Regions from separate parts of the Homo sapiens genome. Here region 1 is linked to region 2. A link is an interaction called in ENCODE POLR2A ChIA-PET data of the cell type or tissue named here. Cell type or tissue: GM12878. All regions are shown on one strand. Links, peaks and the distances in the headings refer to the core of each region. The heading gives the core; the rest is flanking DNA. Region 1 overlaps NUMB (NUMB endocytic adaptor protein). Region 2 holds the start of LOC101928143 (a long non-coding RNA gene).

The links. Peaks named below come from ENCODE experiments on the same cell type or tissue, not always from the same donor. Only the 100,000 strongest peaks of a DNase experiment are listed, where the experiment ranks them.
Region 1: POLR2A ChIA-PET joins it to region 2 with 11 read pairs; 7 of 35 experiments call an interaction of 5 or more read pairs at or near these places.

The regions. Positions count from the first base shown.
Region 1 is chr14:73,392,559-73,408,699 of GRCh38, reverse strand. All of the region lies in intron 2 of NUMB (NUMB endocytic adaptor protein), which reads left to right. Among named protein-coding and RNA genes, the nearest start is that of NUMB, 58 kb to the left of the region's middle. RefSeq lists an enhancer at 10,504-11,007. In GM12878, for the core only: no CTCF peak of the experiment used is centred there; DNase peaks (open chromatin) are centred at 5,929, 7,199 and 7,585; H3K4me3 peaks cover 472 bases; H3K27ac peaks cover 1,780 bases.
Region 2 is chr14:73,463,532-73,476,023 of GRCh38, reverse strand. LOC101928143 (a long non-coding RNA gene) reads left to right here and starts at 12,382. Exons shown (of 3, transcript NR_135251.1): 1 at 12,382-12,492. RefSeq lists enhancers at 10,854-11,083, 12,344-12,433. In GM12878, for the core only: a CTCF peak has its summit at 3,734 (motif pointing right); a DNase peak (open chromatin) is centred at 3,749; H3K27ac peaks cover 402 bases.

The DNA of each region.
Region 1 (16,141 bases), core at 3,703-11,702, 71 kb after region 2:
CACCATGTTGGTCAGGCTGGTCTTGAACTCCTGACCTCAGGTGATCCACCCTCCTTGGCTTCCCAAAGTGCTGTGATTACAGGTGTGAGCCACCGCGTCCAGCCTGGAATTTTCTTTTGTGTCAACAAAACAGTATACTGCTACAATCAAAAGTAGAGACAAAAGTTTATAAACAAGATGAAAAATAAGATTTGTAGTTTGGAGTTTTGTTGTTGTTGTTTTTAAGAACACGTTAGTTCAAAGCCTACTTGGGTCTTTTTTTTTCTTGTTTGTTTGAATAATTTGATAATTATTTGGGAAATTGATTTCCAATATAAATTTGAGGACTGAGTGCCAATATTATCATTATATACCTCCAAATTTGTTTTGTCTGTCTCTGTTTCTTTAAAGGAAGTCTTTTTCAGGATTGTACAGTCTTACCTGCTAAATTTCTGGTAAATATCTTAACGTTTTTTCTTTCCTTTTTTTTTTTTGAGACGGAGTCTTGCTCTGTCGCCCAGGCTGGAGTGCAGTGGCGCAATCTCAGCTCACTGCAAGTTCTGCCTCCCAGGTTCATGCCATTCTCCTGCCTCAGCCTCCCGAGTAGCTGGGACTACAGGCATGTGCCACTATGCCCAGCTAATTTTTTGTATTTTTAGTAGAGACGGGGTTTCACCATGTTGGTCAGGATGGTCTCAATCTCCTGACCTTGTGATCTGCCCGCCTCGGCCTCCCAAAATGCTGGGATTACAGGCATGAGCCACCACGCCCGGCCAAGTTTTTTCAGTGGGATGAGAAAACTGCAAAGTTACAGAGTATTTTGTTGCCTTATTGACTGCTACCAGTTATATAAACTGCCTGTGGCAGGTTTGAATATAGGTAATTCTCAAATTCTGGATGTGATGGAAAATATTTTTAGAGAATTCTGTAAACATCACATGTGATTGTGGTCTGTGCACTATAGGAATGGACAATAGGCTTTAGGAAGCAGAAGACCCAGAAGATTTTCTTGCTATCTAGATACTTTCTCATTCCAAAGTGATTTACATCATAATGAGTTTAATTTAACAGAGTCGGTTCAGCACTATTTCCCTAGTACTTGCAGGTAAAATTCTATAATGGAAAATAACTGAACCACCTAGTGTGTCAATAGAGGCAATATCAGAAGTTTGTTAATTCTCAACTGCGAATGATCAGAATTGACTGATTTTTGTGAAACAATATATTTTAGTTCAGAAGTTACAGTAATTGAGAAAGCTGTTTTTGTTTTTGTTTTGTTTTGAGACAGGGTCTTGCTCTGTTGCCCAGGGAGGAGTGCAGTTAGCACTACAACCTCCACCTCCTGGGCTCAAGTGCTCCTCTCATCTCTGCCTCCAGAGTAACTGGGACTACAGGAGCATGCTACCATGCCTGGCTAATTTTTGTATTTTTTGTAGAAATGGGGTTTTGCTGTATTGCCCAGGCTTGTCTCAAACTCATGAACTCAAGCCATCTGCTCATCTCGGCCTCCCAAAGGGCTGGGATGACAGGAGTGAGTTTGTTTTTTTTGTTTTTTTTTTGCATTTAAAAACAAGATGAGGCCTGGCATGGTGGCTCACTCCTGTCATCCCAGCACCTTGGGAGGCCCAGGTGGGTGGATTACTTGAGGCCGGGAGTTGGAGGCCAGCCTGGCCAAAATAGTGAAACCCCGTCTCTACTAAAAATACAAAAAATTAGCTGGACGTGGTGGTGCACGCCTGTAACCCCAGCTACTCTGGAGGCTAAAGTGGGAGAATCAAACAACCCCATCAAAAAGTGGGCGAAGGATATGAACAGACACTTCTCAAAAGAAGACATTAATGCAGCCAACAGACACATGAAAAAATGCTCATCATCACTGGCCATCAGAGAAATGCAAATCAAAACCACAGTGAGATACCATCTCACACCAGTTAGAATGGTGATCATTAAAAAGTCAGGAAACAACAGGTGCTGGAGAGGATGTGGAGAAATAGGAACACTTTTACACTGTTGGTGGGAGTGTAAACTAGTCAACCATCGTGGAAGACAGTGTGGCAATTCCTCAAGGATCTAGAACTAGAAATACCATTTGACCCAGCCATTGCATTACTGGGTATATACCCAAAAGATCATAAATCATGCTACTATAAAGACACATGTACATGTATGTTTATTGCGGCACTATTCACAATAGCAAAGACTTGGAACCAACCCAAATGTCCATCAATGATAGACTGGATTAAGAAAATGTGGCACATAGACACCATGGAATACTATGCAGCCATAAAAAAGGATGAGTTCATGTCCTTTGTAGGGACATGGATGAAGCTGGAAACCATCATTCTCAGCAAACTATCACAAGGACAGAAAACCAAACACCGCATGTTCTCACTCATAGGTGGGAATTGAACAATGAGAACACTTGGACACAGGAAGGGGAACATCACACACCGGGGCCTGTCATGGGGTGGGGGGAGGGGGGAGGGATAGCATTAGGAGATTTACCTAATGTAAATGATGAGTTAATAGGTGCAGCACACCAACGTGGCACATGTATACATATGTAACAAACCTGCACGTTGTGCACATGTACCCTAGAACTTAAAGTATAATAAAAAAAAAAAAAAACAAAAATATGTTAATATTCTGTGGAGAATATTGGTATTTTTGTTTTAATCTTCTGTGGGTTGTGGTTCCATATAAATTCAGTTTTCTGAGCTTTGGCAGTGTTATTCAGATCTGTCCCACAAGTGTTCCACCCATTGGTCAGTCTGGGATCTGGGTGTAGGTCTACTCATTATCTCAGTTATCAGAGTTTTTATTATGCCAATTGGTATCAGATGCATACCTACACAGGTTGAGGATGAGCCCAGCAGTTCATAAACAACATTATGGGGTCACTTTCCTATGGACAGAGAGAGAAGAAAAAAAACCCAAAACAACAGAGTTTGTCCTGCCCACTTGGAGGCACGGCTCCACAGGATGGAGAGAAAGGTTCCCTTCCTTCAAAAGTTTTGTTCCTGGAGGCTTTCCATTCCCAGATTCTTCTGTTGTTGCTGCTGCCCCCACCATGGATGACCTGGGGACTGACACATGAGAGTATGGAGTTTTCCCAAGCTGCTGAGCACAGTGGCTCACACCTGTAATCCTAGCACTTTGTGGGGATGAGGCGGGAGGATAACTTGAGCCCAGGAGTTTGAGGTTGTGGCGAGCTGTGATTGTGCCACTGCATTCTAGCCTGGGCAACAGAGTGAGATCCTGTCAAAAAAAAAAAAAAAAAAAAAAGAGAAAGAAAAAAATACCTAAAGGATTTCCCTCATCTTCTCTGAGCTGTAGGAGTTCCCTTTACGGGCCTTGAGCCAGAGCTAGAGGGTTCTGTTTCTCTCTCTGCCTGCACCATTGTGCTCACTTCTGGGTTTTAGGTTGTGTTGAGTTCAGGCTGGAGGATACTAGAGGAAAAAAATGATAAACTCACAGCTAGTTTGGGGATAGTTGGAATTCTGTTGATTTCCCTGGATCCACCTGTGATATTTACTTTACAGCATCTTCAAATAGCTGTTCATGCATTCCATCCCAGTGTTATAGTTAACTGGAAGATAAAGGGAGATATATTTACTTCATCTTACCAAGCGAGAAATCTTCCCAACATTTTTAACTTTTTGTTTTGAAATAATTTTCTCACGCCTGTAATCCCAGCACTTTGGGAGGCAGAGGCGGGCAGGTCACAAGGTCAGGAGTTCGAGACCAGCCTGGCCAACATGGTGAAACCCTGTCTCTACTGAAAATATAAAAATTAGCCGGGCTCAGTGGTGCGTGCCTGTAATCCCAGCTACTCTGGAGGCTGAGGCATAAGAATTGCTTGAACCCGGGAGGCGGAGGTTGCAGTGAGCTAAGATCACACCATTGCACTCCAGCCTGGGTGACAGCAAGACTCCGTCTCCAAAAAAAAAAAAGAAAATCATTTTAGATTCACAGAAAGGTATAAAAATATGAAAATGAAGTCCTATATGCCCTTTACCAAGTTACATAGCTGTAGTACAATACCAAAACCAGGAAATTAACATTAACACCAACTTTTTATTATGAAATATTTCAAATGTACAAGAATGTTGTAAGACATATGTTGAACATCTGTATATCCCCCACTGATATTTCAATATTTTTTCACATTTTCCCATGCTTTATATGTGTATTCTAATATGTATGTATCCTCTTTTATATAAACCACTTGAAAGTAAGTTGTAGACAACATAATTTACCTCTAAATACTTGAGCATGCATCTTCTAAGAAAAAGGATATTATACTTTATAAACATTTATTATTGAATGCAAACTATTTTTTCCTGTAACCCCAAGACCCTGATCATACCTTAACTATGAATTTTTTTCAACAAGAGTCTTGACGTTCCAGGGCTTTTGTTTTGAAGCATGTTATTATTATTATTATTATTATTATTATTTTACCTTTTTTTGTTTTTTGAGACATAGCCTTGCTTTGTCACCAAGACTGGAGTTCAGTGGCACAATCTCAGCTCATTGCAACCTCTGCCTCCCAGGCTCAAGCGATTCTTGTGTCTCAGCTTGCCAAGTAGCTGGGATGACAGACATGCGCCACCATGCCTCGCTAATCTTTTTTTTTTTTTTCAGACGGAGTCTTGCTCTGTCGCTCAGGTGATTTCGGCTCACTGCAACCTCCGCCTCTGGGGTTCAAGTGATTCTTCTGCCTCAGTCTCCTGAGTAGCTGGGACTACAGGGCCGCGCCACCATGCCTGGCTAATTTTTGTATTTTTAGTAGAGACGGGGTTTCAGCATATTGGCCAGGCTGATTTCAAACTCCTGACCTCATGATCCGCCCGCCTCGGCCTCCCAAAGTCCTGGAATTACAGGCATGAGCCACCATGCCTGGCCTCTTTTTTTTTGTATTTTTAATAGAGACAGGGTTTTGCCATGTTGGCCAGGTTGGTCTCAAACTCCTGGCCTCAAGTGATTTGCCTGCCTCGGCTTCCCAAAGTGCTGGGATTACAGGCGTGAGCCACCATGCCCCGCCAATCTCTTGAAGGCTTATATTATTGTTCAAGGATGTGTCCCTTCTGATGACATACTTCTGGTAATTATCTTGAGAGTCTGGGCTCTTACCATGTGTGCAATTCAGAGCCCAGGGAGCTCCCCGATTCTGTATTCTTGTCTCTCATTCTTTCCTCAGCTCAGGCTTCTCACAGCTTCCTGAGCAAATACTCAGAATAGTCCTCATCAGGAGATTGTAATTTTGTCAGACTAATTTAGGACTAGTATGTGACTTTGTTTTTAATTATTAGCCAGGAAGTTACTTACAGTTAAAATTGTGGTGGAGTTTCTGATATGGTGATATATAATGGGTGAATCAGGCTGTAAGCAGTTGAAAACCTGACTATAAAGCTTACATAAATCTGAAGTTGGCAGCTGCTCATGTTGCTTTAATGGTTCAACATTGTTGGGGCCTATGAATTTGTGATTTGCTTGGCCTTTCATGGTCTTAAGATGGCTACTGCAGGTCCAGCCTTCCACCTACATTCAAGGAAGAAGGAAAAAGACTATGCCAAGGAAAAGCTTTCTTATTAGTGATTCCAGCAAGTCACTTCTGATGTTCCAAGGGCCAAAATTGGGTCATATGGTCACCTCCAGCTGTTTTCGTCTTTTGGCCTCTGTAATGAGAGGCAAGGAGGGAGTAGGGATTTGGGAATGGCCTTTTGAGTAACCAGTTAACATCTGTCACAGTTATATGATTACATTTATTTTATATCAAAATTGTGTTTGTTTGACTTCAATGTGATGTTCAGCACATAGGTGCTTTATTATTACATAATACACATTTAACTGGGTAGTGTGGAGAACCAAAGGACTAAAAATAGTAAAGATAATTTTAAATTTAGTTGTGAAAGTGAGCTTTTGATAACGCAAAGTGAAACTTGGCTTGAATCTTGAGACCTTGGGCAAGTTACTGAGTTTATAAGCTTCTGTTTCCTCATCTGTAAAATGGAATTAATAATATCTGACTTTCAAGGCAGTCGTGAAGTGTGAAGGAGATAATTTATGTAAAGTACCTAATACAGTGCCTAATACATTGGAGGTGCTACAATGGAAGATATTATTATTATAATTGTTTGGTATGTGGACATTGGGGTAGAGTGAGAGAGCACAGACTTTATAGTAGAAGATTATATTTGATTCCTAGTTACACTACATAGTTGTGTGTTCTTAGGCAAATCAATTAATCTCTCTGAGATAGTAATATAGTGTGTAATCTCTGAGGATTGTTAGATTAGATATATCTACAGTGCAATACTTTATGGGCTCTCAGTAAAAGGCATCTGCTCCTGCTATTTTTAGTTATTATTTTTATGTTTTAGGATCCATATAACAGATAGGGAATCAGTCATTTAATTTACTCTAGAAATGTATTTGTGATCAAGGAGATACTGTTGATTAGTAGTATTTTTCTCCATCTGTTGAAGAAAAATAGCTGCAGAAACTGGATTTGAATTATGAGGTCTTTTCCCACCATGATAAAAAGTTTTTAGCCAGGTGCAGTGGCTCACTCCTGTAATCCTAGCACTTTGGGAGGCTGAGGCAGAGGAATCACTTGAGCTCAGGAGTTTGATTGCAGCCTGGGCAAACATAGTGAGACCTTGTCATTACAAATAATTCTAAAAAATTAGCTGGACATGGTGGTGCGTGCACGTGGTCCTAGCTACTCACGAAGGCTGAGGCAGGAAGATTGCTTGAGCCCAGCAGTTTGAGGCTGCAGTGAGCTCTGATTGTACCCCACTGCTCTCCAGCCTGGGTGACAGAGACCCTGTCTCAAAAACAAATTTAGGCCGGATGTGGTGGCTCACGCCTGTAATCCCAGCACTCTGGGAGGCCGAGGTGGGCGGATCACAAGGTCAGGAGATCGAGACCATCCTGGCTAGCACAGTGAAACCCCATCTCTACTAAAAATACAGAAAATTAGCTGGGCGTGGTGGCAGGCACCTGTGGTCCCAGCTGCCTGGGAGGCTGAGGCAGGAGAATGACTTGAACCTGGGAGGTGGAGCTTGCAGTGAGCCAAGGTCATGCCACTGCACTCCAGCCTGGGCGACAGAGCGAGACTCCGTCTCAAAAAAAAAAAAAAAAAAAAAAAATTTAGTCTTACATATTTTGTTAGTGGTTTCCGTTGTACACATGGATGTGCTCTGGTGCCTTTGACATGAACCTTCCAGATCTGTACTTCTTTGTTTTGTTTGTTTATAGCCAGTTAGTCATTATTGGTTCATGAGTACCATCCCCTGTTTTTTTTTTTGTTAGTTTTGGAAGACTTAATTTTTTTAGAACAGTTTCAGGTTTATAGCAAAATTGAGCAAAAAAAATACAGAGAGTTTCCATATACCTGTTGCCCCCACAAACCCACAGCCTTTCTTACTGTCAACATTCCTTACCAGAATAGTACACAGGAGATATAAGAAAAATCAAACCAATACAAACTCAGTATAACACAGCACCTCTGGTCACCAAAATGCGTGGGGATTTCTATCTACCAGCAACCCAGTCAATTCTTTGGCAGACACCAGCTGGGTATCCTACATTTTAACTCAATTCTGACATTATTTACTTGGAGATAGAATCAGATCCCACAGGTTGAGGGCTCAATCCCCTACTTAAATTGCAAGCCCCACGTTGTGTCCTGTGCTTCTGGCTGATTAGCCATAAATTGGGGTTACCACAGCTCCCTCTTTTGGTTCAATTAATTTGCTAGAGTGGCTCACAGAACTCAGGGAAACACTTCATTTACATTTATTGGGTTATCATAAAGGGTATTACAAAGGAGACAGATGGAAGAGATGCATAGGGCAAGGTATGTGGAAAGGGGCATGCCATGCCTTCTTCAGGTGTGCCACCCTCCTGGAACCTCCAAGTGTTCATCTATCCGGAAGCTCTCCAAACCCTGTCCTTTCGGGTTTTTATGGAAGCCTCATTACATAGGCATGATTGATTAAGTCATTGGCCATTTGTAATCAGCTTACCCTTCAGCTCCTCTTCCCTCTCTGGAGGTTGGGGGCAACCCTCTTATCATGCCTTGGTCTTTCAGGTGACCAGCCCTTATCCTTGAAGCTATCTAGAGATGTCCAGCCACTGTCATCTCATTAGCATGTAAAAGATACTCATCACTCCAGAGGTGCCAATGGTTTTATGAGGTATATGTCAGGAAAGGGCAAGAAGACCAATTATATGTTTCATAATTTGTTATAATCGATAAACCCACATTGACACATTATTTTCACCCTAAGTCCTTAGGTTACATTAGAGTTTATTCTTGGTGTTGTACTTTCAAGGATTTTGGCAAATGTAATGACATGCATCCACCACTGTAGTATCATGCAAAATAGGTTTACTACCCCAAAGATTCTCTGTGCTCTGGCTGTCCATCCCTTCCTCTCACCTAACCTTTGGTAACCACTGATCCTTTTCCTGTCTCCATAGTTGTGCCTTTTCCAGAATGTCATATAGTTGGAATCATATGGTATATGTAGCCTTTTCAGATTGGCTTCTTTCACTTAGTAGTGTGCATTTAAAGTTCTTTCATGTCTGCTCTTCATGACTTGCTAGCTCACTTGCTTGCTTATTCATTTATATATTTTTACTTTTTTGTTTTTTTTTGTTTTTGTTTTTGAGACAGAGTCTCACTCCATCGCCCAGGCTGGAGTGCAGTGGCACGATCTCAGCTCACTGCAACCTCCATCTCCTGCGTTCAAACGATTCTCCTGCCTCAGCCTCCCGAGTAGCTGGGATTACAGATGCCACGACATCCAGCTAATTTTTTTATTTTTGTAGAGATGGGGTTTCTCCATGTTGGCTAGGCTGGTCTTGAACTCCTGACCTCAAGTGATCCACTGGCCTTGGCCTCCCAAAGTGTTGGGATTACAGGTGTGAGCCACCATGCCTGGCCTGTTTATTTTTTAGAGACAGGCTCTTGCTGTGTTGCCCATGCTGGAGTGCAGTGGTGTAGTCATTGTTCACTGTAAGCTCAAACTCCTGGCCTCAAGCAGTCCTCCTAGTTTAGCCTCTGGAGTTGTTGGAATTACAGATGTCAGCCACTGCATATGGCTAAGCCTTTTTTTCTCTGGCATATTTTTTTTTCTTTTTTGAGACATAGTTTCTCTCTTGTCGCCCAGGCTGGAGTGCAATGGCACAATCTCGGCTCACTGCAGCCTCTGTGTCCTGGGTTCAAGCAATTCTCCTGCCTCAGCCTTCCAAGTAGCAGAGATTATAGGCATGCGCCACCACACCCGGCTAATTTTGTATTTTTAGTAGAGACAGGGTTTCTCCATTTTCGTCAGGCTGGTTTCTAACTCCGGACCTCAGGTGATCTGCCCGCCTCAGCCTCCCGAAGTGCCAGGATTATAGGCGTGAGCCGCTGTGCCCGGCTCTGGCATATTTTCAGTCCATAGCTGGTTGAACCCATGGATGTGGAGGGCCAACTATTTAATATGCTTAATGTAAGTAAGTGCTTATTTTTGAAATATTTTCATATTGTTTTGTGTGTATGTGTTTTTAATCCGTATAATGGTATTATGCTGTGAATCTATTTATTCTTTTTTGATCAAAAAAAGGAATTATGGAAGCGCATACTGTATTTGTAAATCTAGTTTACAACAACTGACTGTTGTATAATGTTCCATTGTATATGTATTTCCACATTTTACTTGTATGTTTCTCTAATAATTGATACCTAGGTGTGTTGAAAACTAAAACAAATAGTGCTGCTGTGTACATCCTTATGCATATATCCTATTGATATGTGCAAAGGTTACTCTAGTATATACCGAGAAAAGGAATTGCTGACTTGTGGCCCGTACACATACTTAATTTCACTAAATATTGCCAAGTTGTTTTTTAGAATGGCTACCCAGTTTATGCTCCCACCAGTAGTAAATTAGAATTCCCATTTCCTTAAATATTCACCAATATTTGGTCTTATCCATCTGTTTAGCCTTGTCAATCTGATGGGAATAAAGAAGTATATTGTTTTAATTTCTATTTCTGTGATTGATTGTGAGGTTGGGCATCTTTTCATTTACTTGTTACAATTTGGGTTTCCCCTGCTTGGTGACTAAAAAAAAAAAATACCCAAATAATATATATTTGCTGTAGATATTTTTGAAAATACAAATGGGCAAATATAAAAAGATCATCTATAATACCCTAATCCAGAGATAATTGCTATTAACCTTGGCTATATTTTTCTGGTCTTTAAACACACACACACACACACACACACACACACACACACACTCTCTCTCTCTCTCTCTCTCTCTGTGTGTGTCTCTCTCTCATATACAAATATGTAGTTTATTAATGGGATTATATACACAGTTTTCTTACATTTTTTCCTTTCACAATAATTTATGACCATTTCCCCATGTTGTTAGAAATTTTAAAATATCACCATTTAATAGGTGCATATTCCATTTTATAGCTTTAAATTATTTAATCTTCTATTGTGGGATATTTAAGCTATTTTTGATTTTTTTCCGTTAACAATTTGGTGAACTGTTAATCAGACCTACATTTTTATGTGGCAAAGCTAGTGGGATTATATTCCTGCTCTTTTTGTGAAACTGGGTTTTATAGCACATGCATTGCAGGCTGTCTTAGGCTATTTTCCGCTTGGATTCTAGGGCAGCTGTTAATGCTTCGTTTTGTAAACAGACACTTCTAGCCCTTGATGCTCCAGGGCTAGAGTTCAAAGACTTCTCAGCTGGGCCTTTACCATTCTTTCTTTTTCCACTTCATCAAGGCCAGGTTAACACAGAAGGAGAGTGCAGTAGTAGACTTGTTCTTAATGTTTAAATATCAATGTCTTCTTTAGAGGGGGTGCAAAACTTCCAACTATACAGAACTCTTAATCCAAACCTTTATAGACACATATATGAATGAATGTATGTGTGTGAATATTTAATGACCAGAAAGATATAGCCGATGCAAATAACTTCATTTTTAATTGTTAATAGATTTTTATTATAAAAGTGAGAATGCTCATAAAACAATTAAGAAAATACAGGAAGACATTAAGAAAATCCCTAAAATTCTTTTACCCAAAGATAACTGCTTAATTACCATTTTGCCTTATATCTTGTTAGATATTTTTCTAGTTAGTGTGCTTGGACCAGCTAGCACTATCTCACCAGAGCCAATAATTAAGAAGTTATGCAAGCCCAAATTGTTGGTAGCTTGATATTAGCAATGGTGGGATCAGCTACATCAGTGAATTTGGCAAATGCTACAAAGCAGGGCTTCTTTCTCCCCGCTGAATTCCTCCCCAGGCTGGCTTATCAGTACACCACTGCATGCATATATATCATATCAATGAATATAGATCTTCATTTTTAATGGTTTCATAGAAGTCCATTTTTTAGATCAATGATTCTCAGCATGGTCCTTGGACCAGAGATACCAGCATTACTTGGGAATTTGTTAGAAGTGCATATTCTTGGCCTCCACCCAGACCTACTGAATCGGAAACCTGGTTTGGGGGCCCAGGAATCTGTGGTTATTTTGTTTTGTTTTGTTTTGTTTTTTTGAGACGGCATATCACTCACTCTGTTGCCCAGGCTGGAGTGCAGTGGTGCGATTTCAGCTCACTGCAACCTCTGCCTCCCGGGTTCAAGTGTTTCTCCTGTCTTAGCCTCCTGAGCAGCTGGAATTACAGGTGTGCGCCACCATGCCTGGCTAATTTTTTGTATTTTTAGTAGAGACAGGGTTTCACCGTGTTGGCCAGACTGGTCTCAAACTCCTGACTTCAAGTGATCTGCCCAACTCAGCCTCCCAAAATGCTGGGATTACAGGCATGAGCCACTGCGCCAGCTGCTATCTATGGTTTTACAAACACTTTAGGTGATTCTGATACATGCTAAATTTTGAGAACCACTGGTATAGATATACCGTAAATTATCTGATTGGTCTGATGATTCTGTGTGAAATATTCCTCAATATATGTTCATTTTAAGGTCTTTAGTTGCATATTGCAAAACTGTATTCTAAAAAGGCTGGTGGCTCACACCTGTAATCCCAGCACTTTGAGAGGCTAAGACAGGAGTATCAGTTGAGCTCAGGAGTTTGAGACCAGCCCAGGTAACATAGCAAGGCCTCGTTTCTCCAAAACAAAAAAACAACAAAAAAAATACACAAAAAAACTAGCCAGGCCTTGTGGTATGGGCCTGTAGTCCCAGCTGCTCTGGAGGCTGAGGTGGGAAGATCCCTTGAGCCCAGGAGTATGAGGTTCCAGTGAGTTATGATTGTGCCACTGTACTCCAGCTCGGGCCACAGAGCAAGACCTTGTTGCTTAAACACACACACACACACACACACACACACACACACACACACCCCTAATAATTAAAGTAAATAGATAGATTAGATAGATGGATAGATGGGTAGATGGATGGATAGAGGGGCAGGCTGGCTAGGTATGGTAGCTCATGCCTGTAATCTCAGCACTTTGGGAGACTGAGGCAGGAGGATCACTTGAGCCCAGGAGTTTGAGGTTACAGTGAGCTATGGTCGTGCCACTGCACCCCAGCCAGGTGACAGAATAAGTCCCTATCTCTACAAGAAATAAAAATAAAAAATTAGCTGGTGTATGGCATGTGCCTGTCTCTAAAAAATAAAAAAAATAAAAATAAAAAAGACTATGTTAGTTTTCATTTCTACCTGAAGTTGATATCAACTCCAATTTAGACTTATTTTCCATATATAGAAGAAACAGCTATGTTAAGGATTTTATTTCTCTTTCAGCTGTGTCTGTATCCATCTAGCCATTCTAGAACTCAATTCACCTTCATTGTCTTCAACAATAATGTATTTTAAGGTTATTTCCATTTTTTCAAAGAGGACAGTTGAGACACAGGAAAAACTATGCATTGCCTGTAGAACACCTAATGTCACGTGTAGCTATACATATGAATACCTACTTTTAATCCCTATGTGAATGATTAACCTATGTTTCATTCCTCATCTCTGGCACATTAACATCATTCTGGAATAACCCCTTTTAAATTTAATTTAAATTTTAATATTTTATTATTTTACAGACAGAGTCTCGCTCTGCCACCCAGGCTGGAGTGCAGTGGTATGATCACGGCTCACTGCAGCCTTGACCTCCCGGGCTCAAGCAGTCCTCCCACCTCAGCCTCCCAAGTAGCTAGGACTATAGGGACACACCACTGCCAGGCTAATTTTTGTATCTTTTGTAGAGATGGGGTTTTGCCATGTTGCCCAGGCTGGTCTCAAACTCCTGGGCTCAACCAGTCTACCTACCTCTGCCTCCCAAAGTGTTGGGATTATAGGCATGAGCCACCACGCCCAGCCCACCACCCCTTTAAAATGTATTAGGATTCATTGCAGCATTTATTCACAATAGCCAAGATAGGAATCAACCTAAGTGTCCATCAACAGATGAATGGATAAAGAAATGTAGAGAGTGTGTGTGTATGTGTGTGTGTGTGTATACATCATGTGTAGCTATACTTATGAATACCTATTCTAATCCCTTTTTAATCCCTGTATTTATTATTGTATTAGCTCTGTTTCCCAGGCTAGAGATACAGCCACATGTAACACACACACACACACACACACACACACACACACACACACACACACACACACACAAACACACGAATACTATTCAACCTTAAAGGAGATCCTTTCATTTGCAACATTGTGGATGAACCTGGAGGACATTATGCAAACTGAAATAAGGTAGGCACAGAAAGACAATGTGGCTTTATTAAAAAACAAAGATTGCCGGGTGCTAATATTGACTTTTATTCTGAATATAAACATGAAAGAATAAAAGAATGTGAAATGTTATTTTTTGTTTCAAATGAAGAAATGCATAAGCAAAAAAAAAGAAAAGACAGACAAATACTTCATGATTTCACTTATAAGTGGAGTCTTGAAAAGTCAAATTCAGAAACAGTCTGGTAGAATGATGGTTGCCAGGATCTAGGGAGGAAGAGAGGGAACAGGTCAAAGGGTACAAAGTTTCGGTTAGGATGAATAAGTTCTGGAGATCCCTTGTACAACAATGGTGACTGTAGTTAATAATAATGTATTATATACTTGAAAAGGAGAGCAGAGTGTGGTGACTTGTGCCTGTAGTTCCACCTACTCAGGAGGCATAGGCCAGAGGATCACTGGGGCCCAGGAATTCAAAGCTGTGGTGAGCTTTGTCACACCACTGCACTTCAGCCTGGGCAACAGAGTGAGACAATCTCTCTCTCTTTTTTTTTTTTTTTTTTAAAGAAAACTGCAAAGACAATAAATCTTAAATGTTCTCACAAAACCAAAATAAGTATGTGAGGTGATGGATATGTTAATTAGCTCAATTTAACCATTTCACAATGTATACATACATCAAAACATCACGTTGTATATCATAAATACATAATTTTTATTTGTCTCCCGGGATGCAGTGGCTCACGCCTGTAATCCCAGCACGAGGTGGGTTGATCACCTGAGGTCACGAGTTCGAGACCAGCCTGGCCAACATGGTGAAACTCTGTCTCTACTAAAAATAGAAAATTAAAGGGGCATGCCCATAATCCCAGCTACTTGGGAGGCTAAGGCAGGAGAATCGCTTGAACCCGGGAGGCAGAGGCTGCAGTGAGCCAAGATCGCGCAATTGCACTCCAGCCTGGGCACAAGAGTGAAACTCCGTCTCAAAAAAGAATAATAATTTTTATTTGTCAACTATACCTTAACAAAAAATTAATTTTAAAATTAAATTTAAACAGTTAAGATTATGCAAAAAAAGTATTAATATTAAGACCCACTTGCTATGAAAGTTGCTACTAATGGTGCAAAGCTATTAGAAGAGGGGAAAAGATCCCAGCAAAAACTTGTGACTCTTCTTGGCTCAGAGAGACAATAAAATGAAAGTGCTTTATTTTAAAGACTTTTATTAGATTAGGAGCCAGAATTCACAAGTATTGGTGAAAAGAATAATAATTTAGGCAGGTTTGCCATATTTCATTGGCACTGGGTTATTGACACCTAGTGTTTTTTGATGATGCATTGTTACTAAAGAGCAACTGCAAACATTAAAACTGGCTCTTATTCCAGCCTTCCAGCCTTCAGTGACTTTTTGCTAGAATGAGTGCTTTGTAAACAAACTGTTGATTTTATGATGGCATTAGAGTCTGTCAAATTGCCAATCTTCCAGATTTATACAGCCTTAGAAATCATGTGATTTAATTAAGCATTCCATGATTTTGTTCTTATTGCTATCTCCAAAGTTTATGTTCTTGACCTAACAATTAGTTGTCAGAGTTACTGCTCTGAAAGAAATGGTGAATATTGCAATTGGAATGATAGCCCCCTTATTTTATAACTCATCTTACCTTCCACTACAGTGTGGTAGACTGGATAGCTGTCTAGCCTTAGTCAAGCCACTTAATTTCTCTGTGCTTTAGTTTTCTTACCTGTAAAATTGGGCTGCTGAAAACCATCTCAGATTATTATCAGGATTAAATGCAATGTGATATATAATGTGCACAGCACTGTTCACATAGACACTTAGTAATTTATAGATTCCTTTCAACTTCTCAACTTCTTTTAATATGAGTAAGTGTTCTTCACAGTTCCCTCTTGATAATTTCCTCCCCTCACCACTGTTAACCTTTTTGGGTTCTTATCCTTCTTGCAGAATCTGACGTAAGCAGTGACCCCTCCTCCCAGAAAAACGCACATGTCTATTAAATTTTGCCTACAACTTTGGGACTTCATAGAACTCCCCCCGCCCAGAAAAAAATCCCCCAATCTCATGTGTGGACCAGGTTAAGGATCCTCTTACCCTTGGTAGACTTACTCAGTTTTCCTAGCTTTGGTTGTCATCTCAGTGTAGATGGTTCCTAAATCTGGTTTTCTTTCTTTTGAACTGCTACCTGCTAGATGTTATCATGGTGTCTTAATATAATAGAGAATCAGTGAATGGAAGAGTAAATTGCAACATTTAATTATTGTTATTATAGGCCAAATAAATATATGACACTGTGTGGCTAGACTTAGAGATCTGTGTTGACTATAAACTACAGCCAATAAAGTTTAATCAGGTTAGATATCGACTAAGGCACAACTGTCTAATTTC
Region 2 (12,492 bases), core at 2-8,001:
GGACCACAGGCATGCACCACAACGCCTGGCTAATTTTTATATTTTTTGTAGAGATGGGGTCTCGCTATGCTGCCTAGGCCAGTCCCAAACTCCTGGGCTCAAATGATCTGCCCTCCTAAAGTGCTGGGATTACAGGCTTGAGCCACTGTGCCCAGCCATGTTTTTGTTAATCTTTTTTTTTTTTTTTTTTTTGAGATGGAGTCTCGCTCTGTTGTCCAGGCTGGAGTCGGGGTGGCATGATCTCGGCTCACTGCAACCTCCGCCTCTCAGGTTCAAGAGATTCTCCGCCCCAGCCTCCTGAGTAGCTGGGATTACAGGCGCATACCACATGCCCAGCTAATTTTTTGTAATTTTAGTAGAGACGGGGTTTCACCATGATGGCCAAGCTGGTTTCGAACTCCTGACCTCAAGTGAATCCGCCTGCCTTGGCCTCCCAAAGTGCTAGGATTATAGGTGTGAGCTACTGCGCCCAGCCTTGTTAATCTATTAACAAAATGTTATAATGACAAAATACTCCAGAAGTTCCACAAATCCTTTTATAAAGGGCCCTACCTGTCCTTCCTGGCTGAGGCATTTACAGGTGATTCTCACTTCTCACAAAGATAAATGTGTCAGGTGTTTCCTTTTCATTGCTCCTTTTGTCATCTTTCCTCTCCCTTCCTTCTGCCATACTCATTAACTCCACTGGTTGATTAGACAAGGGACTGATCCCTATCCTGCCGTAAAAGAAAGCTTCTGTTTGGACCAGCATGTGGGAGAAACATGCTGACCTTGCCTTAGTCAGGATCTAGAGAAATTTTTCATTTTTCAATCAAGGTTCATGTTTCCATTGGTTTACACGTTCCATCTAAGTTACCATCCCCCTTGTGAACCACGTCAGCCAGACCAACAGCAAAGTGGGGGTTGTGGGTCAGAAGGAAATCACCTGTGTTAGAATTTCCTCTCCCCTACCCTCACCCTGTCCCATCATTTCTTTGTTTTCTTTTTTTTTAAGGGACAGAGTTTCTCGCTCTTTCATCCAGACTGGAGTGCAGTGTTATGACCTTGGCTCACTACAACCTCCACCTCTGGTTTTCAAGTGATTCTCGCGCCTCAGCCTCCTGAGTAGCTGGGATTACCTGTGTGAGCCACCACACCCGGCTAATATTAATATTTTTTTAGTAAAGACAGGGTTTCACCATGTTAGCCAAGCTGGTCTCAAACTCCTGGCCTCAAGTGATCCACCTGCCTCAGCCTCCCAAAGTGCTGGGATTACAGGCATGAGCCACCCGCACCCAGCCTTCCCATCTTTTTTTTTTTTTTTTTTTTTTGAGCCGGAGTCTGGCTCTGTCGCCCAGGCTGGAGTGCAGTGGCGCGATGTCGGCTCACTGCAAGCTCCGCCTCCCGGGTTCACGCCATTCTCCTGCCTGAGCCTCCCGAATAGCTGGGACTACAGGCGCCTGCCACCGCGCTCAGCTAATTTTTTTGTGTTTTTAGCAGAGACGGGGTTTCACTGTGTTAGCCAGGATGGTCTCGATCTCCTGACCTCGTGATCCGCCCGCCTCGGCCTCCCAAAGTGCTGGGATTACAGGCGTGAGCCACCTCGCCCGGCCTCCCATCATTTCTTGATGGGCTATATTGTCAGCAAACATTTACCAAATACATAATTAGTAGTCATCATGGATATGCCAGCAAATATCACGTGGTTTTTCTGACTTTGGGGATTTGTTGTCTAATTGGATAAAATGGGCTTTTCTTGTTGGAGGCAGCAACAGAGCCTTTCAGAGGTCAAGAGCAAGCTGGTTACTCTTTTTTTTTTTTTTTTTTTTTTTTGAGACGGAGTCTTTGTTGCCCAGGCTGGAGTGCAGTGGCACGATCTCGGCTCACTGCAAACTCCGCCTCCCGGGTTCACGCCATTCTCCTGCCTCAGCCTCCCGAGTAGCTGGGACTACAGGGGCCCGCCACCAAGCTCGGCTAATTTTTTGTATTTTTGTAGTAGAGACGGGGTTTCAACGTGTTAGCCAGGATGGTGTCAATCTCCTGACCTCATGATCTGCCGGCCTCGGCCTCCCATGGTGCTGGGATTATAGGCGTGAGCCATCGCGCCCGGCCTCGTTACTCCTTTTTGAGACCCCAGTTATATTTTTAAAAATGAAGTGCCAAAACTCAATTTTAAAAAGTTTTGGTAGATTTTTAATGTGTATGCTTAAGGTTTTTGTTTGTTTGTTTTTGAGACAGAGTCTTGTGTCGCCCAGGCTGGAGTACAGTGGCACAGTCTTGGCTCACTGCAACCTCCACCTCCCAGGTTCAAGCCATTCTCCTGCCTTAGCCTCCTGAGTAGCTGGGATTACAGGTACCCACCACCATGCCCAGCTAATTTTTGTATTTTTAGTGTAGACGGGGTTTTGCCATGTTGGTCAGGCTGGTCTCAAACTCCTGACCTCAAGTGATCCACTCGCCTTGGCCTCCCAAAGTGCTGAGATTACAGGCATGAGCCACTGCACCTGGGCAAGTTATCATTTTTTAACACAAACAATTACAATGAGTTTCTTTTGAAATAATTTTTAAAAAATTGAAATTGACATGAATGTTCATAGCAACATAGGGAGACCCCCGTCTCTACAAAACATAAAAATACCAGCCTGAGCAACATGGCAAAACCCCATCTCTACAAAAAATACAAAGATAGCTGGGCATGGTGGCATGCACCTCTGGTCCCAGCTGAGCCCAGGAGTTCAAGGCTGTAGTGAGCTGTGATCATGCCACGGCATTCCAGCCTAGGCAACAAAGCAAGACCTTGTCTTAAAAAAAAAGAATCCAGAGAGAGGATCAGGCAGTTAGTGCCTTCATTAGACCACACTATCCCATCAACACCAAACTGTTGTTTGGAGGGCTTCAGCTCACAGCACCATGCAATTTCCTAACGCTTCTGAGTTTGAGACTCCCCTAGACAGAAGCTAAGTGGAGCACATCAGACTTCCAAAAGCCTCTGCAAAGCAACGTGGTATTGTGGGAAAATGGTAGATGCAAGTTCAAATAACCTACTGCTAATAATAAATGTGTGACTTTGTGAAAATTACTTTATCCTTCTGACTTTTACTTTCATCATTTGTAAAACGAGAAGAAGACTATCTCATGGGTCTCTTGCATGTGGTTCCCAACCAGGCTGCATGTTAAAATCGCAGTTTAAAAATGTGACAGCCTGAGTCACACCTCCTGCAAGTTAAATTGGTGTCTCCAAGGGTGAGATCCAGACACCAGTAGATTTTTAAAGCTTCACACGTCATTCTAATCTGCATCCAGGATTGAAAATCACTCGTGAAGCCAGGTGCGGTCGCTCACGCCTGTAATCCTAGAACTTTGGGAGGCTGAGGCAGGAGGATCACCTAAGGTCGGGAGTTCGAGACCAGCCTGATCAACATGGTGAAACCCCCATCTCTACTAAAAATACAAAAATTAGCCGTGCGTGGTGGCCAGCATCTGTAGTCCCAGCTACATGGGAGGCTGAGGCAGGAGAATTGCTTGAACCTGGGAGGCGGAGGTTGCAGTGAGCCAAGATCGCGCCACTGTACTCCAGCCTGGACGATAGAGTGAGACTCCGTTTCAAAAAAAAAAAAAAATCACTGGTGAGAATTAAATAATGTTACTGTACTTATGTAAATCAGGTGCCCTGTTAGTTCCTAGTCATTCCTCAATTTAAATTTCAAACCAGCAATTGACTGTGCTTTTGGTGTGTGTTCTAAAATTTTACCACTAGATGTCACTTTGACCATACAAGTTGGTTCTTGGAAGCTTCTGCTTCTCCGTTCTCAGAGTAACAACCATACAGCATCACCACAACCATTTGTTGAGCACCTGCTGAATGCCAGGCAGAGTGCCAATTTTCTTTCTTTTTTTTTTGAGACAGGGTCTCACTCTGTCGCCCAGGTTGGAGTGCAGTGGTGCAATCATGGCTCACTGTAGGCTTGACTTCCTGGGCTCAAAAATGATCCTCTTTCCTCAGCCTTCCCAGTAGCTGGGACTATAGGCACGCGCTCACCGCACCCAGCTAGTTTTTAATTTTTTTGTGGAGATGAGGTCTCCCTCTGTTTCCCAGGCTGGTCTCAAACTTGTGGGCTCAAGTGATCCTCCCATCTCAGCCTCCCAAAATGTTGGGATTACAGGCCACCATGCCCAGCTGCCAGTGATTCTTAGAACACATGACCTCCAGTCACATAACAACAAATAAGCAAGGTAGTTGTTATCCCAGTCATGAAAAAAGGGTTACAAATAATCTGTGACTTGTACAAAGATACACAGTTAGTGGCAGAACTGGGATTCCAGCTTCATTCATTCATTCACTCATTCAAAAACACTGAACAGGCTGGGTGCGGTGGCTCATGCCTGCAATTACTTCACTTTGGGAGGCCGAGGTGGGAGGATCAAGACCAGCCTAGGCAACATAGTGAGACTCCATCTCTACCAAAAAAAAAAAAAAATACAAAAATTAGCCAGGCATGATGGCACATGCCTGCAGTCCCAGCTACTCAGAGGCTGAGGTGGGAGGATCACTTGAGCTCAGGAGGCAGAGGTTACAGTGAGCCGAGATGGGGCCACTGCACTCCAGCGTGGGTGACAGAGCCAGACCCTGTCTCAAAATTAATTAATTAATTAAAATTTAAAAACACTGGGCCAGGCGCGGTGGCTCACGCCTGTAATCCTAGCACTTTGGGAGGCCGAGGCAGGTGGATTGCCTGAGATCAGAAGTTTGAGACCAGCCTGGGCAACATGGTGAAACCCCATCTCTACTAAAATACAAAAAATTAGCCGGGTGTGGTGGCAGATGCCTGTAGCCCCAGCTACTCGGGAGGCTGAGGCAAGAGAATTGCTTGAACCTGGGAGGCAGAAGTTGCAGTGAGCTGAGATCGCGCCACTGCACTCCAGCCTGTGACAGAGTGGGACTCTGTCTCCAAAAAAAAAAAAAAAAAATTTAAAACACTGAACACTTACTATGTGCAAGGTACTGTACCTGGTACTGGAAATTCAAAGATGAATATAGCATAGTTCTCATTCTCCAGATGTTCTTTTTTTTTTTTTCTTGAGACAGAGTTTCGATCTTGTTGCCCAGGCTGGAGTGCAATGGCGCAATCTTGGCTCACTGCAACCTCTGCCTCCTGGGTTCAAGCGATTCTCCTGCCTCAGCCTCCTGAGTAGCTAGGATTACAGGCATGCACCAGCACGCCCGGCTAATTTTGTATTTTTAGTAGAGACGGGGGTTTCCTCCATGTTGCTCAGGCCGGTCTTGAACTCCTGACCTCAGGATCTGCCTGCCTTGGCCTCCCAAAGTGCTGGGATTACTGGCGTGAGCCAACGTGCCCAGCCAGAAGTTCATTTTTAACCTTCACTTGTAGGTACATTTGAGAAGAAAAGGTAGGCACTTTTTTTATAGTTGTTCTTGGCCCCAGGGTAGCTCGGTCTTCGAAAGAACTTAAATGTTGTGTTCCTAAGAGGGTAGGATGACCCTTAGGTAGAGTTTTACACTGTATCCAGCCACTATGATAAAAGAATATTTTTGAGAGCTTATTAGGTAACTAAGAAGCTAGAGATCACATCTGGTCTGTTTTATCACTGCCTTATTTAATTATTTATATCCTCAGCAACAAACTATTGGCATTGGGTATGTAACTAATTTTTAATCAATAAATGTTTACTGAATAAACGAATTCCTAGTACTGTGTTAAACATTGTGCAAAAAGAGCCGTGACAGAAATATGTAAAGAAGCCTGCATCTGCCTAGGCGCGGCGGCTCATGCCTATAATCCCAGCAATATGGGAGCCTGAGGTGGGTGGATCACTTGAGGTCAGGAGTTCGAGACCAGCCTGGTCAATATGGGGAAACCCCATTTCTGCTAAAAGTACAAAAATTAGCTGGGCGTGGTGGTGCCTGCCTGTAATCTCAGCTACTCAGGAGGCTGAGGCAGGAAAATCGCTTGAACCCAGGAGGTGGAGACTGCAGTGAGCCGAGATCATGCCATTGCACTCCAGCCTGGGGAACAAAGAGAGATTCCATCTCAAAAAAAAAAAAAAAAGAGAAGAAAAGAAAAAAGAAGTCTGCATCTTATTCTTATAAGCAAATCTGAATATTTCCTTCCAAAAGTAGTACCTTGTTTTAAGTGCCTCCGCTGATTCATCCCTAAGGTGGGAAAGACTTAGAGATCTTGGAGAAGACTCTAAATGAGCCAGGGACCAGAGCATTATTATACTGCTTGATTTGATCTGTAGATTCAGGGTCTAATGACTGCTCTGGAGTTTGTTCTTATGTTGCAGGTATACAGCTGTATCTGTTTGAGTTGTCATTCATCAACCAAGCAGTTTGACAATTAGGACCGTAAGGATGACCAGGCTGGGTCAGACCTATCCAGCAGGTTAAAGGTTATTCAAGTTATTCAAGTAGTGGTCCTCAAACCTGGTTATAAATCAGAATCACCTGGGGGAGCTTTGCAACTATATACAGACCCCACTCCAACCTACTGAGTTGGAATACTAGGACCTAGGAGAGAGACATGAGACTTTCACATAGGACTAGGGTTGAAAATGAGTAGTTCAAGATCCATCCAGTTTTACTCATATATGGCTCTGCAATTCATAAATGTTGCCCTGATTTTTTTTCTGTATTCTGATTGTATTCCCTCCCTGGGTAATGAGTGCCATGCATTTACTACCTACAGTTTGGAGTAGTCTTCCTTTATATTGGTCCTAAGCTTAACTCTCCTGGAACTTTGTAAGAGACATTGAAACCTAAGATTTGGGGATTTGAGAGATGAGTTCATGTTGATCTTACGCATGCCACTTGTAATATTATAGGTTGAGCTCTCCCACAGAGCTTGCTTAGCAGTCACATGCCCATTCTTGAGATTTTTCTTATTTCACAAGGAGCTCTGGCTTTATCGAGATCCATTCTGCACCATCTAGACAACCTTTGTCCACTTCGTGCAATAGGAGAAAAATAATATCTGTTCCTCTGATGATTGTGACCCAGGATGATTGCAGCTTAGGTCATTCAGGACAGGTAAGCACTTATTGCCAGCTTAGATTAAAGTCCTGTTCTGAGTCTAGTTAGCCTGTTAGCTTTGGAGAGACCAGGAAGGGAAATATTCTTGCATTTAAGGGCTCAAACACAAATGTATTCATTTGGAATGATAATCTAGATGGTTCATAGAACAGAGACCAGAAGAGGGAGTCAAGTGGAAGTATTTGTGGTAAAGTATAGAAGGGAATAAATAGAGAAGGAAAATACTAGGGTCATGTGCCTATGTACCTGCCAAATAGAAAGAAAAAAGATCTGGTTTAAGCACATCACATTCCTTTAAAAAAAAAAAAAAAGGCTAAGTGTTTGGAGATGAAGAGCCACAATTGGGGTGATCATTTGGGAATCTCCAAGTATTCTTTGGTGAATTAATGTTTCTAAGTTGCCTTATGCACACGTGAAAGAGAGAAAGAGAGGAGAGAAAGGGAGAAGTGTCATCAGGTCATAGCCTGTAGATCATCACCCTAGGCAAGTTAGGCCTGGCTAGAATCAGTCTGCATAGATAACTGGCTGGAGCCTGGTTGGAAATTTCTATACTCCAGTGATGAGATTTCTGGTTGTATTCCTAAGGGACCTCACAATTGACCCTGTTCTCAATTGATGCTATTAAAAAACTGGTCTTCAGGAATTGGTCCGCCCAAGATGAAAATACTGTAGACTCTGATTCCAATATAGGAGCTCAAAGATGCTCCGGCTGCTCTATGATCAGCCCTCAAAGTAATGATAGCTTTTTCTGGCATTTCCTTTCATCTAGAGATTTCAAAGTATCTCCTAAACATGTGCCCATCCCATAGGCAGCTGATGAAGCCACATCTCTGACATTCATCTTTCACCCCGGTCCTCCCCACAAATTGGAGACTGAGCTAGATATAGAGTGTGGGCCTCTGATTCAAGGTCTCACACTGAACGCCCACTCTCTCTCTCTTTGCTACCCAGTCTTAGGCAGTTTGTGGTTCTCCCACAGGGCGTAGCTCTGTGTAGGGGCCTGTGTATCAGATCTGCCTGCTTCTTTGCTGTCATCACCTCCTACTATTTACATTTCTGGGTTCCCTGGTGTCTCCGCAACTGGGCTGTGCCTTAGCTGTTCTGTATGTGAGAACTGTTGGAGAACCTCCAAGGATTCTTCATGTCTTGTCATCCTTCATCCCAATTCATACCCCCCACCCATGTGTCCCACCTCCCCCCAGCCAGCAAAGTACAGTCCTGTGCCCTTTGGTTTCTTCTTCCTCCTCCTCTCTCTCTATCCTCAACTTCCATTGGCAGAAGAAAGAGGAGCCACAGACCATGAGCTTGTAAGAGAGAGAGGAGTGGGAAGGAAGAGTCTTTTCTCTTGGGTTGCCTTTTTGTTCCCAGGGAGGGGGCCAAGACCATGAACCTTGGCCTCCGCGGGAGGAGGAGATTAGCAGGATGAGTCTTTACCTCCATCACCCATCCTCAGGGTGCTGCTGACTTGTTTCCGCTGGAGGCGGGATGACTCAGCGCAGACCCTTGATGGGGAAATCTGTCTCAGAGGCTGAAAGGAAAGCAACAGAGGGCCACCACTGGCCTTGTTCTTTAATTTAATTTTCATATCAGAAAGACTTCATTGAGTTTGGGGAAATGGAGCTTAATTCTCCCTGTTCCCCAGTGTTGGCAACTCCGAAAAGAATTTCCCAAAGGAATGACCCTGTCCACAGGAGTCCAAGAGAGATGGGCAGTGGGGTTCCAAATTCAGAGTGCGGGGATAGCCCCCCACCTGGAGGAGACCTTTATTTAGTCATACTCCACCACTGTGCTTTTGCCTACTAAATACTATAACCACCGGTGATCATTATGTGATAATTAGCACAGGCCTTTTTTATAACTCCCAGAGCACTACCCCAAAATAAGTGATTGTGTCAGGTGGCAAGGCTACTCCTAGAGACAATTCCTGACTCACTCATTCATTCACTAAATATTTAGTGAACTACTGTGGGCCAGGCCCTATGCTAGGCAGCCATGAGCAGGAAGGTTGTTGTCCCTGGTATTACAGTGCCGACATGTTGCTGGATGGCTAGGCACTGAGCAAGTTTACCCACGGGATATGTGTATCCAAAGTGGAAATGCAGTGTGTATAAGAGGGGCACCCAACTCAATGTGGCTGGGAGAGGGATAACAGGAAGCCTCCCCTATAATAGTAACTTTGAAGATGAGATCTGTAGGAGAGGCAGGAGCTAGCAAATGGAATCCAACTTAGGGTAAACCTATGCTATTTGTATGAGTTCCCCAAAACTTAAAGTTAAACCCAAAGTTGCCTCTTCATATAAACCCTCCAAAGTAACTAATAGGCTATGCCAGCTACAGTGCAGCCAACTCTACTTCCGTACAACGTGATGCTACTTTGGAAAAGTGTGAAATCCTACTTAAGTGGAAGGTGTAATTATTGCAGAGTATTTCAGGGAGGAAGATGGCACCAGGGAAATAGGCATGAAAATCAGGTTCTTCTATTATTTCCACAACCTGGTCTAATTCTCCATGCCCTTGGGATGGCCTGGGTCTGTGATAGGAAATATGTTTTTCTGTCTCTATTTGAGCAACAACATCCTTCTTATCAGCTGCTCCAATGAGGAAGACACTGATGTCCTTTTGCAGGAAACTAACAGGAAAAGAAAGAAAGCTTACCACTAAATACACATCCTGAGGGTGAAATGAAATGACTGCAGTGTAGGAAAGGGCTGAATAAATAAATACACCATTCCTATTGTATAGTCAGACTTCCTGGGGGCGAGTCCTCATCTCTTTACCCTGTCTTTCCCTTCTAAAATCCGCTAACCTGCCAAGGGACCGAACAAAGTTTTCTCTGGCTATTAACAGGTATGGAAACATACAAGTCTCCTCTGTCCCAGACACAGAGGAAACACAGAATAGAGAATAGGAAGGAGAGAAAACCAGAGCCACAGGAAGAGGAACTTGATATTGGTGTACATCTCCCCTTCATGTTTACAGAACTTTCCCAGCAACTTCTGCTTTGAGCCTTTCTGTGTACAAATCTGGTAATGTTTGGGAACATTTCGGGAGAGGAAAGGGCCAGGGCTAGTGCAGCTCAGAAAATCATCCGAACTCTTTAAATCACAGCTGCACAGGTGACTTGATTTAGAGGGAGAGGTGTAAACTGTCATTATCTGTGAATACTGAGCTCTAATCCTGTAGAGCTGCAGTGGAGACTGCTAGAGAAGATGATTCCTGATCTGAAAACAATTCCAGCCTGGAGGATCCTAAGGCATTTCCTTGTAAGGGTAGTTTTCTTCTGTGCGGAAAAGAAATGAAAGAACATGTGCAAATATGGGTGGGAGAAGAAGAAACAGAGACAGAGAGAGAGAGAGACAGATAAGTTGCAAAAACTTGGATCTTTGTATTTCTTTCTTTTCTTTTTCTTTTCTTTTCTTTTCTTTTTTCTTTTTTTTTTTTTTTTTTGAGACAGAGTTTCTTCTTTCTTGTTGCCCAGGCTGGAGTGCAATGGTGCTATCTCGGCTCACCGCAACCTCCGCCTCTCGGGTTTAAGTGATTCTCCTGCCTCAGCCTCCCAAGTAGCTGGGATTACAGGCATGAGCCACCGCACCCGGCCTGGATCTTTGTATTTCTACGGTGTTTTTAGTTTAAGGATCATTTACACTTTAGGAGGTTTTTGTTTTTTCTGTCTTTCTTATGTAATAATTATGGGTGAGCCCTGAGAAATGACTCAAAGCAAAAATAATGGGGTTTTCTTGATTATAGTTCCTCATTTTTCCTGGCCACAGGCCAACCCTCAATATCCTCCACCTTTATAAGGAAGACAGCTTCAACCCAGCCCTAAAGGGTGACTCCAGCCTCTTATGATCTTTCTTTCATGTTGCAAACTGGACTCTCTTCTTCCAACTTTCTAATTGCAAAATTGCTCTTTATTTTTATGGGTTCTTATTACTTCCAACCCAGGTGTGAAAATGTCTTCTTGGACACCCTTATCCCATCTGTAGGGCCTGTGTAGGTCCCTCTTTCTCTCATTCTTAGTTGAGGATTGACTGAGTAGACTGCACAATGATGACCATATTTTAAAAGGGACAAAGGTCACATAGCGAAGTCTCTGTTCATTCTCCCAGGCACAATCCCTTCTGTCTGGATTCTGGTTGGGGCCAGGCTCAGACTTTTGTGCATATAGGAGGTGCTGCCATAATTAGCCCATTTTGCTGGTTTTGTGCATACCCTTCTTGGTATAGGGCAGGCAGGAAATTAGACTGTGTTATGGATTTGGTGGTCATATTTTATGAACCCCAAATCTAGAATTGTGCTCTGGTGAGTATAGGGTGCTAATGGAAAAACTGAACAAAACATATGGAAATAAGGCCACCCTGGAAAAGTAATGAGAGTTCATAGTATTTCCTTCCAGTAGCTTGGAGAGAATATCAAATATCACATGTTTATTAATAATGTTGGTTTTTTTTTTGAGATGGAGTCTCGCTCTGTTGCCCAGACTGGAGTGCAGTGGCGTGATCTCTGCTCACTGCAAGCTCCGCCTCCTGAGTTCATGCCATTCTCCTGCTTCAGCCTTCTGAGTAGCTGGGACAACAGGTGTCCGCCACCATGCCCAATTAATTTTTTTGTATTTGTAGAGATGGGGTTTCACCGTGTTAGCTAGGATGGTCTCGATCTCCTGACCTTGTGATCCGCCCGCCTTGGCCTCCCAAAGTGCTGGGATTACAGGCGTGAGCTACCGTGCCCGGCTATTAATAATGTTAACAATAACTAATGATTATTGAGCATTTACTACATGTCAGGTCCTGAATTATGTATATTATTTCATTTACTCCTCATAAAAGGGTTCCTTCTAGGAGCTAGGGGAGAAAACCAGCCATTATATAGTCAATAATAATATTAATGGTAATAATAGTTATTATATATAACAGTTATATATTACATAACATATGCTGGCCCGAATTGAACATATTCTCTAATTTGATTTTTGAATATTTAAAAATATACACATATATTTGTTTTTTTTTTTTAAGAGATGGAGGAGTCTCACCATGTTGCCCAAGCTGGCCTCAAACCCCTGGCCTCAAGTGAGCCTCCCACCTCAGCCTCCCAAGTAGCTGCCACCATGCAGTCTCTAATTTAAATTTTAAACAAACCCTAGATGTTATTATTATCTTAGAGTAGGCTGCTTCTAAAATAGCTCCCAATGATCCTCTTGCTGGTCTTTACATCCTTGTGTAATCTCCTTGAGTGTGGGCTGGACCTAATGACTTACTTCTAACTCACAGGATGTGGCAACAGTGATGGGATGTCACATCTGTGATTGGATTACGAAAGACTGTGCCTTCTGTTTTGCTATTACTGTCTCTGGTGAGTCCTCTCTCTTGCTCTTGCTTGCTTGCACTGATGAAGTAAGCTGCCACGTTGTGAGATGCTCAACGAAGAGGCCCATGAGGCAGGGCACCGAGGGAGGCTTCTGG